Regions from separate parts of the Homo sapiens genome. Here region 2 is linked to region 1. A link is a contact called in ENCODE Hi-C data. All regions are on one chromosome and are shown on one strand. Each heading gives the region's core, a stretch centred on a gene start or an enhancer-like site at or near the end of the contact. The rest is flanking DNA. Distances are from core to core; before and after follow the strand shown. Region 1 holds the start of COQ8B (coenzyme Q8B). Region 2 holds the start of CLPTM1 (CLPTM1 regulator of GABA type A receptor forward trafficking).

What was found. A loop is a pair of places that touch in the nucleus more often than their neighbours do. Pooled maps may share reads with other maps.
Region 2: a pooled map of psoas muscle shows a loop between it and region 1 (5-fold over the local background). The contact joins the promoter of CLPTM1 here to the promoter of COQ8B in region 1. A Hi-C loop is called at or near these places in 2 of 50 pooled maps.

The regions. Positions count from the first base shown.
Region 1 is chr19:40,715,384-40,718,470 of GRCh38, reverse strand. It overlaps COQ8B (coenzyme Q8B), which reads left to right and starts at 1,585. Exons shown (of 15, transcript NM_024876.4): 1 at 1,585-1,884. It overlaps ITPKC (inositol-trisphosphate 3-kinase C), which reads right to left and starts at 1,359. Exons shown (of 7, transcript NM_025194.3): 1 at 181-1,359. The coding sequence starts at 1,335. RefSeq lists silencers at 1,109-1,468, 2,789-2,838 and an enhancer at 2,039-2,118.
Region 2 is chr19:44,953,842-44,956,928 of GRCh38, reverse strand. CLPTM1 (CLPTM1 regulator of GABA type A receptor forward trafficking) reads right to left here and starts at 1,549. Exons shown (of 14, transcript NM_001294.4): 1 at 1,462-1,549. The coding sequence starts at 1,533. RefSeq lists a silencer at 1,297-1,626.

The sequences.
Region 1 (3,087 bases), core at 336-2,835:
CCTGGAGTGAATTAGTAACCTGGCTGTCAGAGGGAGGAGGTCAGTGGATGGAAGAGGTTCCCGGAGATGAAATTGCTGGTGGGCAACTAACAGTAAATGGGTAGAGAACTTCCTAAGCAAAGGCGGAGGAATAAGGAGTTTTGCGTGATGTGGCTCAAGGGCAGGATGGGTCCCACTCACCCCAGACCTGTCCTCGGGATCGCTGGCACCTCCGCCCCCGGCCACCACGTCATCCTCAGACTCGTCGAAAGAAGAGGCAGAGGAGAAGCCGCCGCTGCCCCCCTCAACCCGGGAGGGGGGTCCCACTGGCTGGGCCTCAGGCTCAGGGGTCTCAGGGGTAATGATGAGGCGGGGCACAGGGCACAGGGGGCTACACTTCAGGTGAGAGTACAGGTGAGTCAGCAATTCTCCAGGCTCTGGTTCCTCTAATGGGCCATCCTCAGGCTCTCCCAAGAGGCAGTCTGTCCCAGGTGCTGTCTGGGAACCGTCAGTGCTAGGTTGTGTCCAGGAGCCATCAGTATCCTGTTGTATTTGGAAACCACCAGTGCCAGGCTGTTTCCTGGCTGCTTCAGTATCCTGTTTTTTCTGGGAGCCATCAGTATATGGCTCTGTCCAGGGACCTTCAATATCCTGTTGTGTCCTGGAGCCATCAGTATACAATTCTTTCCAGGAGCCATCAGCACTTGGCTCTTTTGAGGGACAGGCTCCTTCTGGGTGAGTCTGGAGGCTGGAACTGTTCTGGTGGGTCCAGAGGTTATCAGCCCAGGACTTGACCCTCTCTGGCTGAGTCTGTGACCCATGCGTTTCCAGCTCTGTCCAGGGCCCATGAACCCCTGGCTGTGTCCAGGGGCTGGCCTCCTCGGGCTGAAACTGGAGGTCGGACCTGTGCGGATCAGTCCAAAGGCCATCTGTCCCGGTCTCCGTCCAAAGACAAGTCGTCTCCAGCTCTGACCAGCTCCATTCTAGATGCGTCCGGAGGCTGGACCTGTCTGGCTCCGTCTTTTGCTTGGGCCTCTCGGTCTCTACTCCAAGGCCAGCTGCCGCGGGCTCAGTCTGTCCGTCTGTCCAGAATTCTGCCTGCGGACTCTCTGTCCCCGGCGCAGGCCCGAGGCCGGCCCTCTCAGGCTCGCTGTGGAGGCTGGACCCCTCTGTCCGGGCCCAGGGCCCGCCCCCCTCCGGCCGCCCCGCCGGGGCCCCTGCGCCGGGCCCAGGTCGCTGCTGTCCCGGCTGCCGCCGCCGCCCTCCTCGCGGCGCCTCCAGTCCCATGCGGGCCGCCGCGGGCAGCGCCCCGGCCTCCGCCTCGTTCAGGCTCCCACGGCACGGGCAGCGCCTCATGCCCGCTCCTTCGGTTCGGGCTTCGGCCGACCCGGCCCCTCCTATCCCTTTAAATCCCGCGAGGGGTGTGGCTGGGGAGCCCCGACTCCCGGGTTCCGGCCCGCGGAGCTCCAGCCCGCCCCGCCGCGCAAGGGTTAACCGATACTCCCCTCAAAGGGGAAAGCCCCGAAGCCCCGCCCCACCGGACGTGACGGAACGGAACGAGACGGAGCCTTGTCCGACTCCGCCTCCCAAGGGGAGGGGGTTTGCCTCTGAGCATCCGAAGCGCGGCCAGGTATGCATCTAGGGCACCGGGGTCCTGGTGGCGCGCCAGTGGGCCCCCTCCCTCCACCCCTGTGACTAAACCACCCTCCCTACACGGTTGAATGACAAGTTCAACCTTCCCTAAAACCCCCGGTGACGAGTCCAGCCGCGCGCCCATTCTTCACGCAGGGGCGGGACGGACTTTCAAAGACTTGGAGTTCCCACGGGTGTGGGTTCGAGACCTTCCTCTGCCAGTTCCCAGCTCCGCTACCCTGAGCAAATGACTTACGCTCCATTGGATTTTCCGTAAGAAATCTCTGTCATGTATAGAGTACTTGTTCTGTATCAGACCCTGACACGATTTCAGTTCATTCTCCAAGGCTGAACAATAGGGATGCCAGGGCTCCATTTTACACGTGAGAACAGAGGCTCAGAGATCTGCCGGCCTCTACCCTTTGCTTGCAGCTACGGGGCTATCTGACATGATCTCATGTATGTGAAGCATGTGGCCCCGGGCCTGGCACTGTCAGTTGTAGCCCAGTAGGATTATTTATTGTCCTAGGTGATTTTGATATATTTTGCCCCCAAGGCTGAGCTGCCACCCAGCTCCTGAGTCAGCCGTTCACCTCTGAAGGGGGAGAGGAGGTGGTTTGTCTTGAAATTGAGTCAACTGGGGGAGACATTGGGCACAGGTCCAAGGCTCTAAAATGAGTCACCTTTTCACAGACCAATGAGAGAAATCGAAGGCAGGAGCCCACCTAGTACCTCATACAGGTTGGGAAGGAGAAGTCCAGAGAGGGATGAGGGCTTTTCTGAGGTCACACAGTACGGGAATAGAGACAAAGAGGCCTGATTCCCGACAAGAGGGGTTGGGGCAGCGGGGTTCTGTGGGGGAAGCATCGGCATCCCTCCCTCTCCCAGTGGTGGGAAAGATGCCCCAACCAGATGCCTCTATTCCAGACTGTGAGAAGTGGGTGAGTCAGCCTGTTGTGGGGAGAGCAGGCTTTCCAACGCGCGCGCGCACACACACACACACACACACACACAGAGAAAGAAAGATAGGATGGGAGGTGGTTTTCTGGGATGCCAAGGTTCCTGACTCAGCACTGGGAATCTTGGCTGAGTGTGTTCTGGGAAATGTCAGGCCTACAGGAAGCAGAGGGCTCCCAGTCGCACCATTCCGCAGGTGGGCGGGGAGCGGAGAGAACAGGGTGTGTGAGGGAACAGAGACTCAGTGTGCAAGTGGGGGGGAGGGTATGTACACGAGAGAGTTGAAGGCGTGAGCGGGAAACAGTTGGCAAGCAAGGCAAGGGATTTATATGCACAAGGAAGGAGGTTGGGTGCCAGAATGTGGGTGTTTGTGCAAAGTGGAGGGGCTCCATGTGCAAGGGAAATGTTTGCTGGGAAGAATGTGTATTCAAAGGAATTGTGTTGAGCCTGCCAGGGGTAAAAATAAGAAGGGGGGTTGGCAAGATATTCGTGCAGAAGAGAGGCGTCAGGTTTGTAAGG
Region 2 (3,087 bases), core at 300-2,799, 4.2 Mb before region 1:
TTGATAGTGCCGAGCTCGAGAAATCCTAGTCTAGTCTGAAGAAAAGTGTCGGATCGTGCAAGACTGTGATTTATTAAAGAATTTGTACTTTGTCCTAAAGGCAAAGGGGTAACTCTTGATTGTTTTTAAGCAGAGTTGGTACAAGAGAAGATCAGAGTGCCATCTGGAAGCTCAGGGCAATGAGAACAACCTGGGCCCTGGTCTCTCAAGCCACCATCAACCCAATAATCAACAGAAACCCAGAGGGGAAACGACCTCCTTTCAGCAAGACTGGGAAACCCTTGAAGACAGGAACTGAGCCTTCATTCCAGCACTAACTCAACAAACATTTCCTAAGCTGTCCCTGAAGCCAGGCCCTGGCTGAGAATGCTGAAAAGATTCAGAGCAGATACAGTGGGCTCTATCACACAAATTTCATCCATGTGTCCTACCCAAGTGATACCACTTGCTCTTTCTCTGGGCTCCCCCAGTCCCTGACACAGACTTTTGTCACCAACCTAATCATTCAGGATTACAACTGTTTACATGTCAGTCTCCTCTCTTCGTCCCCTGACAGCAGGGATATGGCTGGCCCTCCTGTCCAACCTCTGCATTTAACACGGGAGAGATAAAGGCCTAAAGAGGGAAAGGAACTTGCCCAAGGTCACACAGAGAGTCAGCTTCATTCTCCCCTCTCAACCCGCACTCCTTTCCCCTGAGCTGCCTCCCACATGTCAGTGACATCCCAGTGGGTGGGTCGACAGCACCTTCATGTCTCTCCATCTATTCCCCAAATGCCTGAACGGTAGCTGCCTGAAATGGTATGCTCTGCAGTGTGTTAAGACAGCAGTGGGGCAGAAGTCATCCGCACCAGGACTAATTAACCCATAGAACTATTTTACATTAAAACCACAACCATACCAGTCCCTGTGTCAGCAGTGTCTTGTAACTTCTACATAAAGTTACAAACCTAACCAGGATGACCTTCTAGAAGCGCCTTAGTCTCACTGTTCCTTGAATTCCCGTCTGTAAAATGGGTCTGTCGGCCGTGCCCTGCTAATACTGACTTCCCCACAGCTAGAAAACTCCCAATTAATCACTGCGCACACCTCAAACACTACAACGAGACCTGAACGCCAGACCACTCTAGGAACGGCCTCAGAGCATGGAATCGCGGAGTTGAGAACCCAGCGCGCCAAGGTACAAGCCTGCGCCCCTCCGAGCCACTGTCTCCCCGGATCGAGCAATGAGCCTGGTGGCCGCCCGGCTCGAGCGTGCAGGGGAACCGACCCGCAACAGGGCCCTGTTCCCGGCACCGTCCGGCCTCCCGGGCGGTCCGGCCCTGCCTGGGCCGGGTATTCAAGGTCCCTCTGGCCAAGGAGCCCCCAGTGCACGGGATTCCGTGACAAGAGGTAGGACACGCCCCGTGGGAGGCCCCCCGGCTGGGGAAGAACCCCCTCAGTCCCCTCTCGGCCTCCGTACCTGACCGGAGCTGCCTCCCCCGGCCGCCACCACGGCGCTGCGGGCCCCGTCCGCCTCCTGCGCCGCCGCCATCTTCCCGCTCCGGGTCCCCGCCCCCGCCGCCAGCCCCGCCCCGTCCCCGACTTCGCAGCGCAATCGCGCGAGATTTCACGCTTTCCTAGCCCCGCCGGGCCACCCTATCCGGCAAGAGTGCCGCAGCCACGCCTCTCAGGAAGGCCACTTCCGGCTATGGAAGGACCAACCTGGCCACCGTACTCGTCTTTCTCCCAGCCCGTTTGTTTCCACCTAATAAAAACACTGTATGCTCCGAACTCCAGGACTTTCTCGGCCAGCATGTGCCTCCCGCAAGTTCTGTCCCTTCCGTCCCTTCACATTAACCCGCCTTTTCGGTTATATGAGCCTTTCGGGACATCCTGTCCGCTTCTCCCTGCCGATTCTTCGCGTCCTTTTCGTTCCATGTTTCTTGAGCTTTACCGGCCACTGTACGGCTTCGAACCACGCCCCTCTTTCGTCAGAGGAACCTTTCTGGCCACCGTATTCTGATTCGAAGAACTAGCCTTTTGCCCAGCACCCTTGTCTTCTGACCCCTCTTCCTAAGACAACTCTTTCGTTCAAGTCTCCTGAGCTCATATCCTTTCTGTGTTTTTAGAGTTCCAATTCCAGGGGTCTTACGGCCAACAAACCTCCGATGAGACCCTATGATACACCCCCAAGCCTTCGGACTGCCCTGCCTAGCACGCATGCGCGTTCCCTCAGTGGTCCAAACCTCGCATCCGTGGGCTAGGCTTCACGGGCTCTGAGAATTCCACAATTTTTCATTAGCTGTGTGTCTTCGTACAGCTCTAAACCCGGCCATCTGCTGAGAGACCCTTAGTTTGGAGAGGGTGTTACGGAGGCCCAGAGAGGACAAGACTCTCAGAGGCTGTTAACTGTTCACCCGTGAAATTGGGTGGATGTCTGGCCAGGGTTCTAACCCTTGTGGTGCTACTGACTGGATAAGATATCCTGGACAAGTGACGTCTCTCTCTCTCTTTTTTTTTCTTTTTTAGACGGAGCCTCACTCTCCCCCAGGCTGGAGTGCAATGGCGCGATCTCGGCTCACTGCAACCTCGGCTCACTGCATCCTCGGCCTCCCGAGTAGCTGGGATTACAGGAGCACGCCACCACTCCTGGCTAATTTTTTTTTTTTTTTTGAGACGGAGTCTCGCTCTGTCACCCAGGCTGGAGTGCAGTGGCGCGATCTCGGCTCACTGCAACCTCTGCCTCCCGGATTCAAGCAATTCTCCTGCGTCAGCCTCCCATTTTTTTTTTTTTTTTGTAAGTAGAGACGGAGTTTCACCGTGTTGGCCAGGCTGGTGACAAGTGACATCTATGTTTGAGCCTCAGTTTCTCCCCTTTTATAAACCAGGGATATAATCGTACTCGTTCTTCGTCTTCCCGTTTTGCCCCGCTGTGTTATTGGGAAGACGTAGTTAGATGGCGAATGGAAAACATCAGGCCCTGGGCCTCATGCTTAAGTGGTCAATATTTGGAGCGCTGTGATTATGAACCTTATATATTACCTGGAAAAAGAGTAAGCTTTGCATTGGGATATTCTGAATATATAATTATCATTTTATTATCGGT